2 separate regions of the Homo sapiens genome follow, and region 2 is linked to region 1. Evidence: read pairs that join two places in POLR2A ChIA-PET (ENCODE). Cell type or tissue: A673. All regions are shown on one strand. Each heading gives the region's core, and the rest is flanking DNA. Links, peaks and the distances in the headings are about the cores only. Region 1 overlaps LOC105369915 (a long non-coding RNA gene). Region 2 has its middle 79 kb from the start of TMCC3.

What was found. Peaks named below come from ENCODE experiments on the same cell type or tissue, not always from the same donor. Only the 100,000 strongest peaks of a DNase experiment are listed, where the experiment ranks them.
Region 2: POLR2A ChIA-PET joins it to region 1 with 5 read pairs; 1 of 35 experiments calls an interaction of 5 or more read pairs at or near these places.

Annotation. Positions count from the first base shown.
Region 1 is chr12:94,919,978-94,925,354 of GRCh38, forward strand. LOC105369915 (a long non-coding RNA gene) reads right to left here. Exons shown (of 4, transcript XR_945226.2): 2 at 4,669-4,829. Among named protein-coding and RNA genes, the nearest start is that of NDUFA12, 81 kb to the right of the region's middle. RefSeq lists an enhancer at 2,557-3,097. In A673, for the core only: no CTCF peak of the experiment used is centred there; DNase peaks (open chromatin) are centred at 2,814 and 3,984.
Region 2 is chr12:94,726,406-94,731,782 of GRCh38, forward strand. No RefSeq gene overlaps it. Among named protein-coding and RNA genes, the nearest start is that of TMCC3, 79 kb to the left of the region's middle. In A673, for the core only: no CTCF peak of the experiment used is centred there; a DNase peak (open chromatin) is centred at 4,646.

The DNA of each region.
Region 1 (5,377 bases), core at 269-5,268:
AATGCATTACCTCATTTATCTTTATAACAACACAAGGGCTAAAGGAGACCAAAGACTACCAAAAGGTCAATCAAAACCATTTCTAAGGTTAAAGAATAAAGATAATGCAAGACATTAGAAAGCCCCAACAGCATAAGAGGAATGAGGATAAGAAAAATGGCACTAAGGAAGAGCCTTGAAAAAGGAGACTTAATTTTTTTTCTTAATTTATATTTTGAATAAATATTACAGTAATGGGGCTGGGCGCGGTGGCTCATGCCTGTAAGCCCAGCACTTTGGGAGGCCGAGGTGGGTGGATCACGAGGTCAGGAGATCGAGACCATCCTGGCTAACACGGTGAAACCCTGTCTCTACTAAAAATACAAAAAATTAGCTGGGCGTGGTGGCATGTGCCTGTAATTCCAGCTGAGGCAGGAGAATGGCGTGAACCCAGGAGGCGGAGCTTGCAGTGAGCCAAGATTGTGCCAGTGCACTCCAGCCTGGGCGACAGAGCAAGATTCTGTCTCAAAAAAAAAAAATAAAAATAAAAATAAAAAAATAAAAAAATAATATATATATATATAACAACAATGGTACAAAATTCAAAAGATATATAAGAGAGTTTTTTGTTATTTCCTTGTTTTATATAGTCAAAACAGTTTATTGATTGGGACCATAAACTTTTCTTTTCATAAAAGTTTCATAATGGACATTTGTCATTTGTGTCTGCCTCAAATCTTTTTTTGGTAGTTCTTCTATGTTGTGAATTCTCTTTTCCATAGGAAGAAAAAAAACAAACATGCCGGGTGCGGTGGCTCACGCCTGTAATCCTAGCACTTTAAGAGGCCGAGGCAGGTGGATCACTTGAGGTCAGGAGTTCGAGACCAGCCTGGTCAACATGGCAAAAACCCCGTCTCTACTAAAAATACAAAAATTAGCTCAGCATGGTGACATGCGCCTGTAGTCCCAGCTACTCAGGAGACTGAGGCAGGAGAATCGCTTGAACCTGGGAGGCGGAGGTGGCAGTGAGCCGAGATCGTGCCACTGCACTTCAGCCTGGGAGATAGAGTGAGACTCTGTCTCCAAAAAAAAAAAAAAAGAAAGAAAAGAAACAAACAAACACAACACATTTCTTTCAAGACCCTTTGCTGCTAGGATATAGACATTTGACTATCTTCCAACAAATCCAAACCTAAGCAACACTTGAAATATAGGTGACAGGCTGCAGACACACAATATTCTAGTAAGTCTGGACACAATGCTGCCTGGTTTTCTGCACGAACTGTAATGAGGGTCCTGGTGGTCAGTTCTGGTTTTATAGATGTTAAGCATCATCTGGCAGCAACAGCAGGATTTCTGCTAGAAGAGTCTTAGGATATTTGGGACATGTGTGGGATGCTTGGACATTCCTCCTGGCTGCTTCACTTCTGGCTGTGTAATATCCAGGCTTTGTTTCTCGGCTCTCCTAGAAATTCTAAGTAATACCATGTAATAAAGTTCTGCTGAAACTAGCTAGACTGGCTTGTTTTCCTGAAAGAGATTCCAAGGTATTGGGAATCTGGAATTGACTAGGTGACTTGGTTGGATTTGGAAGTAGTAAGGATAGGATACAGGAAAAACATGACATCTGGTGGCCAGGAAGTCACTAAAACCATTGTTAGAGAAGTTAGCATGACACTATTCCTGCCTCCATTTGTTTTTTATTTTTATTTTTTTAAGAGTGAGTCTTGCTCTGACACCCAGGCTGAAGTACAGTGGTGCGATCTGGGCTCACTGCAACCCCCCCCTCCTGGGTTCAAGCAATTCTCATGCCTCAGCCTCCTGAGTAGCTGGGATTACAGGAGTGTGCCACCATGCCCGGCTAATTTTTGTCTTTTTAGTAGAGATGGGTTTCACCATGTTGGACAGGGTGGTCTCAAACTCCTGACCTCAGGTGATGTGCCCGCCTCAGCCTCCCAAAGTGCTGGGATTACAGGTAAGAGCCACTGTGACCAGCCGCTGCCTCAGAGTAGATTGAAGCATCAACAGATTAAATCTCAGGATGCCAAAATTAGATTGAGACCAACCACCACACCCCCTCCCCCGCCACCTACCTCACCCCTGCCATGCAGGATTTAGAACAGGAGTGAAGGAGACCCTTTTCCACATCTCCTAGGGTTCTCGATGAAATCAAAGATACAAAAGGGGTCAGTGGGAAGATTTAGTAGAAGATGGTTGAGGAGATTGTTTTGAAGAGGGTTTTGCTCTGCTGTGAGCCCTCTCCCCTTAGGATGAGAGGCAGAGGCTCTGTCTCCCAACCATAAGCCTAGTGAGAAGGTTTTTAGTTGTCCACTGGGAGAGCTTTTAAACGTGTGCCTTGCAGTTGGAAGACACAGAAGACTGGGGCGGCCTGACTAAAGAGCAAGAAACTTAGAGTGCACCACGAACTGAAGTCCAACTCCACCAAGAAAATTCAGAATGTTTTCCTCCGTTACAAAGCTGGCTACGTGCTTTGGAGATGGAAGAACAAGCAGGGCTTCTATATTGGGATCAGCGGGCACTCCTGGAGTTTCCTGAGGCAAAGGATGAAGGAGACTTCCCAAGACCATATGGGGGTAACACAAGACAAGGCTTGAGTCCTGTCTACCAGGTCCTCTGAGAAGGACCTCAGCAGAAAGCAGCTGAGCACGTTCAGCTGGATACTCAGAGGCTGAGGAAGGATTTGAAAGAGACAAGCTGGAATAGAGATACATCCACTTGAGTCAAGGGAACTGCAGGAGAGCGGGCCTGCAGGGAGCCTCTCCAGCATTCCTATTCAAGGGCCAGAAGAGAAAGAATCAGCTTGAGCTATCGTCCAGGCCCCCTGGGGGTTACCAGCTTTAATCATCTGCAGCCCCAGAGAGCACGAAGCTACCAGATCAAGTAGTGACTCACTTACCCCTTTTTCCTCTCATCTCTACCCTACCTTCAACCCTGGAAGAGAAAGAAAATGACAGCTAGTGGGTAGAAGTGAGGGTGAGCAGGGAAGAAAAACCAGAGAAGCCATCAGAAGTTTCTTCCAGGGCTAGAGGAAGGCCCCTGAATAAAGTTTAAAGAGTTGGTGAGAAACAAATATAAAATCGCATTTTGATTAAATCATGAGTTGTGTTCATAGATGTCCACGTCATCCAGTGGCAGAACACCAAAATTATCACCTGTAGTGACACAGAATGAAGTGCCTATTGAAAGCAAGGCCCTGGGGGCTGCAGCGCGGGGATTATAAAGGCCACGAGGTGAGCAGTTACATCTAACTGCACGATGAAGTTTAAAGAAAAGAAATGGCATTTTCAGGGATTTAAATTCTCACTTCGAAGCATGGTCAGTGAATGAGAAAATTTCTGTGACTTCCTTCAAGTACTCTTTTATGTCATGCAGGTTCAAGGCTAATGAAGCTGAAAATCAGAGGCAGAGGCAGAGCCTGAAGATTGATGAATCTCAAAATTGACTGAATTCACAGTCCCGCTATGACTTTCTGGGCATTGATTGGGAAAAGGTGGTTTTTCCCCTGAGTATTGGAGTGGAAATATTTTGGAGGTGTTAGATAACGCCAAGAATCTGAAACCCCAGGACTCACAGAGCCTCGTAGGCCAATAAAATGAGAGCAGCCCTTCCTCCCTTTCTGATGAGGCTGGTCCTGTTTTATGCAGAGACCCTGTATCGAGCTCACTGAATGGTCACCTTGCAACGGGATGTGGCCCATGGGCCACGAGGACTCTGCTCATGGTCTCCAGATCCACAACTAGAGTCAGATTCTAGAATGTCCTGAAATCAAAACCAAACCTGGGAAGAGAAGACTTACGTACCAAAAGAATAGCAAGATTATGAAGAGGTTTACACTTCCTGCTTGGCTGTCTAAAAGTGAGACTCAATGGTGGCCTGTGCAGGAGAAGTCAGATGCCACACAATCCTTGATGCGCTGTGGAAAAAGGAACCCAAAGCCTTAGAGAGATACAAATGTTGGTGTATTAGTCCATTTTCACGCTACTATAAAGATACTACCGGAAACCGGGTAATTTATAAACAAAAGAGATTTAATTGACTCACAGTTCCACATGGCTGAAGAGGTCTCAGGAAACGTATAATCATGGTGGAAAGCAAAGGGGAAACAGGCACTTTCTTCACAAGGTAGCAAGAGAGAGAGAGCTCAGGGGAAACTGCCACTTTGCTTTTTTTTCTTTTTTGGGGGGGACAGAGTCTCGCTTTGTCACAGGCTGGAGTGCAATGGCACGATCTCGGCTCACTGCAACCTCTGCCTCCCGGGTTCAAGTGATTCTCCTGCCTCAGCCTCACAAGTAGCTGGGATTACAGGCACCGGCCACCATGCCCAGCTAATTGTTTGTATTTTAGTAGAGATGGGGTTTCACCATGTTGGCCAGGATAGTCTCGATCTCTTGACCTCGTGATCCACACGCCTCAGCCTCCCAAAGTACTGGGATTACAGGTGAGCCACCGCGCCCGGCAAAACTGCCACTTTTAAACCATCAGATCTCCTGAGAACTCACTCACTATGATGAGAACAGCATGAGGGAAACTGCCTGCATGATCCAATCACCTCCCACCAGGTCCCTTCTTCCATATGTGGGGATTACAATTTGAGATGAGATTTGAATGGGGACACAGAGCCAAACCTTCAGTTAGAGTGGATTTATAATCACTGATCTACTCACCCACCTTCAGAAAAAACACACATTGGTGAGAGAGGAGTTGGCATTCTTGAAAAGCGGATGCCCTCTGTAGGCCAGGGATGATGGTGAGAGATGCTTTGATGGAAAGAGGTTTCCTTGGGGGGCAAACATCAGCTTTAACCTTCAGGGGCAAGCACGTCCTGATTCCTGAAAAAAAGCAGAAGACTTAGATGAGATTATCAAAAGGATTTGACTCTAAGGGATATTTGAGGGTGCTTAATAGATCCTAGGGCCTTTGGGGCTGAAATACATGGACGCTAAAGTCTGACCTAATATGTATAACAACAAAATATAAGTCTGGGGAACAGAGGACTGACTAGTCGTGATGATGGCGAGTCCAGTCCTTCACCCAATGCCAGGCCTGAGTCACTTTCCAAACCCAGAGCCCTTTGAATAGCAGGGAGACAAGATGCTCTTGAGGAACAACCCAGCAATGACAGCACAGTGTGTACTGAAGTCTTCCTCCTATCCTTTCAGGAAGGCACTTGGGACAATTTACCAGGGCAATTGGACCCTGGGAAAAGGAACTCATAGACCTTTCAGGATGACTATCTTTTAACTAATGCTAATCCTGCAGGCCCCAAATGCCATCTGTGATTCTCTGGTAGGTGTATGGAATTTTATGGTAATAGCTGATAGCGGGGCTTACTCACAGCGGGGACTGTTCCCAGTGACCCCAGTGGGTCCTTGAACTC
Region 2 (5,377 bases), core at 102-5,101, 190 kb before region 1:
CAACTGGCCACCCCACATGAACACAATTAAAAGTTAAACATCAATTAAAATTCACAGACTCCATTTAGCTTTCTCAAAAAGCACTAAATAACGGTACACATTTGGGACACAAATTAATCTACATTGTTTCCTTCATCAGTCTTTAGTTATCAAACATCCTAAGCCTCATTTTAGACTCTGTTAATTGCTCATTCAGCCCACACTGAGTAAGCAATGAAAAACGAGCCCGAGACAAAAGAACAAAAGAATGAGATGCCACAGTGGATCAAGTTTAGTCAGCCAGGTGGTTCGTCAATGATGGTGGCACTGGAGAAATCCTGTGTGAGGACAAACACTGTCCAAGTGAGGGGCATGTGGGTGATCTCTCTTACGAGACCTCCACTGATACATGCATCTGCTTATTCATGGACGTCGATATCTAATAGGCATGTCAAGTTTCAACAGGGCCCAAACGGAATGCATAATTTTCCCTCTAAATTTATTCCTTTTCCCTCTTCCTCCATTTCAATAAATGGCACTCAGTTGCATAGGCCCAAATTCAGCATCACCCCTGATTTCCCATTTTCTGTATCCCCACGACCAAGCCATCAGCAATTCCTATCGGCTCTGTGTCCAAAATCTGTTCATCCCTCTTCATTCCGCTGCCAACCCCTTAATCCAGGCCTCTGTCATGTGTCCCCTGTGGTGACTGCCTCCGCTTCCTGACTGGCCTCCCTCTGCCCCTCCTGCCTCTCAACAACCTACTCTGCTAAAAACTAAATACCATCCCATTGCTCCCCTCCAAATGTGTCTCCACTGCATTTTAGAATTAGACACCTGTTTACTTTCCTATTGCTGTAACAAATGATCTCAATTCAGCAGCTTAGACCAACGTACATTTATTCTCTTGACAGTTCCGCAGCTCAGAAGTCGAAAATCAGAGTGTTGGCAGGGCTGTTTTCCTTCTGGAGGCTTCGGAGGATAATCCAAATTCTCACCTGCTACAGGCTGCCTGCACTCCTTGGCTCATGGCCTCTTCCTCACTTTCTCTGACTCTGATCCTCCTGCCCCGCTCTTATAAGAACCTTTGTCATCATATTGGGTCCACCCAGATGATCTCCCCACATCAAGATCCTCCACTTACTCACAGCTGCAGCGTCCCTTTTACTATGTAAGCTAATATAGTCACACAGCACTGGCTCTGGAATGAGACACAGACATTTAGCGGGGCCTCATTCAGCCTACCACAAAACTAAAACACAACACACAAAAAAACCAGTTCCTTCCTGTGACCACCCGGACCTATGTGCCCAGCCTTGCACATCTCTCTCAGCTTGTCCTCTACTGCTCTCTCCTCACTGCTACACCAGCCTTCTTCTGTCTGTTCCTTTGATGTTTCAGCTCGCCCTTACCTTAGGGTCTTTACCCTTGTTGTTCTCTCCATCTGAAGTGTTCTCCCTCCAGAAGTCCACATAGTGGTTCATTCACGAGAGCCCAAATGTCCTTTCCTCACTTACTGTCCTTCGAGATCATCTCGTCTATTCTCCCAGACCATAAGCAAACTCTGAGGGAAAAGTCCCCATCTGTCTTACTCATGCTCCACCCAGCACAGTGACTGACACACTTACCAACTTAACAGTTGTTGAAAGAATGAACTATCTAATTTCAAAATGTTAGTGATCTCTGGCTGGGTGCAGTGGCTCATGCCTATAATCTCAGCACTTTGGGAGGCGGAGAAGGGCAGATCACCTGAGGTCAGGAGTTTGAGACCAGCCTGGCCAACATGGTGAAACTCTGTCTCTACAAAAAATACAAAAATTAGCCAGGCATGGTGGCCGGCACCTGTAATCCCAGCTACTCAGGAGGCTGAGGCAGGAGAATTGCTGGAACCTGGGAGGCAGAGGTTGTAGTGAGCCGAGATGGCGCCACTGCACTCCAGCCTGGGCGACAGAGAGAGACTCCGTCTTAAAAAATAAATAAATAAATAAATAAAATTATAACCCATTTTGGTTTTATAATCCATATATTTATGTAAGTACTTTTTAAATACATCGACATTTTGACCCTAGATCAGCTCACAGGATAAGACTAAACAAGATGAAATGTAATAAAACTGACTTTGAAGTATTACTTGAGACCAGGAGTTTGAGACCAGCCTGGGCAACATGGTGAGACCTTATCCCTACAAAAAAATAATAATAATAACAGCCAAGTGTGATGGCTTGTGTCTGCAGTCCTAGCTATATGGGAGGCTGAGGTGGGAGGATTGCTTGAGCCCAGGAATTCGAGGTTGCAGTGAGCTATGATCATGCCACTGCACTCCAGCCAGGGCAACAGAGTGAGACGTTTTAAAAAAAAAAAAAAGACGATAAAGCCTACAAAATATTGGAGAGGTGGAAATGCAGTGAGGCGATGGTGCTGAGAAAAATATGAATAACAATTACTATATAAAGAAGACTTAGAAGGATTAATTATAGTTAACTCAAAACTCCGTGTGACTTGTCAGCATGGTGTGGCTACCAAAAACATGACCTTCTGTGCACTGGAGATTCCTAAGCAAAAAGAGGAAAACCGATTCTTGGACACACTAAGATGTTTTAAAATTAAAGCTAAGTTTCAACTAATCCTTAATTGTTACAGTCCTGTGTCATTTTTGTATGAGGGCCATCATCACTAAGATCTGTCATTATTGTAACAGGAGTAGTGATGCTGTAAAAAGGAACAGGACACAACTGGAGGCTGCGGAAATGGTAGGGAGCATGCCAACATCTCTCCTGCGAAGGGCAAGCGGAGATACTCACATCCCCAGATTAACATGGTATTAAGTGCTCAATTCAAGCCAAGATAGACTCTAAGGTCCAAAGGCAAATGAGGTATCCAAGAAAGGAAGCAGAGGTCCCACGGGGTGAGGGGTGGGAACAGGAAGCACCACTATATTGCACCGTGTCAGGTCCGCCATAGTGGAGGTGTGGAGGGCCCCACCTTGTGAACGATTTATGTTTTATCCTAGAATGCAAAGTAGGTTCCCTCTTGACTGACAAAGTACAATGCTCTTCCTCTGCTGGTACCACTGATAGCATTCATAATATGCTTTTACGAATAATGCAATCTGGAGACATCTGAAGGATACAGCTTTTGGTCAATAAATCCAACTCTAAAAGCCCTTTTAAAGCTTTGCCCAACCACCTCGGCCTTCTTTAATAGAATTACTTCTGTTTTTCCACAGAATGATTTCTCCTCTGATTAAGAATCACTTCAAACTATAGAAGAGATGCATATGACAGATCTGTGTATCTTCAGGACTTTCGTGATGCTAAATGGCAAACACATGTGGGTCAGAGTTGAATTTCTTAGGACAATAGTGAAAAGCTGAGTGCCATCTCCTCCTCCCCATGTCATCCCTCTTCAGGATATGCTGAAAAACTATTTTAAAATATCATTTCAAAGGTGTCAAGTTATGAGCTAGCTGAGCTAGATGTTCATGTGTCTCAGTTTTGTGTGTGTGTGTGTGTGTGTGTGTGTGTGTGTGTGTGAGGGTCTCAAGAAAGGATCTCTTTCTGCAGAAAAATACACGTGTGTACACATCCCTACAAATTAATGGTGCTCTTGGACTTCTAGTGCATGGCCAGGAATTCCAAGTTAAGAAACTTATGTCTTATTCCATTTTGTGTTGTGTATTAGTCTGTTCTCACGCTGCTCGTAAAGGCATACCTGAGATGGGGTAATTTACAAAAGAAAAAAAATGGACTCACAGTTCCACATGGCTGGGGAGGCCTCACAATCACAGCAGAAAGTAAAGGAGGAGCAAAGTCACATCTTACACGGCAGCAGGCAAGAGGGTGTGTGCAGGGGCAATGCCCTTTATTTTTATTTTTTATTATTTATTATTATTATTATTTTTTGAGATGCAGTCTAGCTCTGTCGCCCAGGCTGGAGTGCAGTGGCACAATCTTGGCTCACTGCAACCTCCACCTCCCGGGTTCAAGCAATTCTCCTGCCTCAGCCTCCCAAGTAGCTAGGATTACAGGCACTCACCACCACGCCCAGCTAATTTTTGTATTTTTAGTAGAGACGAGGTTTCATTGTGTTGGCCAGGCTGGTTTCGAACTCCTGACCTCATGATCTACCCACCTCGGCCTCCCAAAGTGCTGGGATTACAAGCTTGAGCCACTGCGCCCGGCCAGAAATGCCCTTTATAAAACCATCAGATCTCGTGGAGACTTACTCACTAGCATGAGAACAGCATGAGAAAAACTTCCCCCCATGATTCACTTACCTCCAACCACGTCCCTCCCATGACATGTGGGGATTATGGGAGCTAAAATTCAAGATGAGATTTGGGTGGGGACACAGCCAAACCATATCATGCTGCCATAAAGGAATACGCCAGGCTGGGTAATTTATAAGGAAAAGAAGTTTATTTGCCTCATGATTCTGCAGGCTGTATGAGAAACATGGCACCAGCACCTGCTTCTGGTGAGGGCTTCATGCTGCTTCTACCCATGGTGGAAGGTAAAGGGAGGCCAGTGTGTGGAAAGATCACGCGATGAAAGAGGATGCAAGAGAAAGCAGGGAAGGGCCAGACTCTTTTTAACAATCAGCTTTCAGGAGAACCAATAATGTAAGCACTCCCACCCATCCCCAGGAAGAGCATTAATCTATTCACAAAGGATCCACCCCCATGACCCAAATGCCTCCCATTAGGTCCCTCCTCCAACACTGGGTATCAAATTTCAACATGAGATTCGCAGGAGACAAACACGCACACTTATAGTATCTTACTACAGTGGGTAAGTATACCTAGAGAGACTATTTTAAAGACACTCTAAAATGGCTTATGAACACCCAAGAGGCTTATTTTTCCAGCTTCTAGGTTTGTCATTGTTCAGACCTACCACAGGCACATCTGACTACCTGTGGAGCCCACCCTAGATGGAGCATGCACTGGCCTGCAGATGATTGGGTTTTTTTCAGTATAAAATTTATAAACAGATTTTGTTTTTGTTTTTGTTTTGTTTTTTGAGACAAGGTCTCACTCTGTCACTCAAGCTGGAATGCAGTGGCACGGTTTTGGCTCAGTGCAGCCTTGACCTCCCAAGCTCAAGTCATCCTCCCACCTCAGTCTCCTAAGTAGCTGGAACTACAGATGCGCGCCACCATGCTGGCTAATTTTTGTGTTTTTTTCTATAGATGGGGTTTTGCCATGTTGCCCAGGCTGATCTCAAACTCCTGGGCTCAAGCAAGCCTCCCTCCTCAGCCTCCCAAAGTGCTGGGATTACAGGCGTGAGCCACCACCACTTCCAGCTATTAACAGGTTTTTAAATTATAACTAGCTTGTCTTTGGAGAAAGAATGCAAGTATTTGAGAACAAATTAATAAACTGGCATTGTAATGTTGT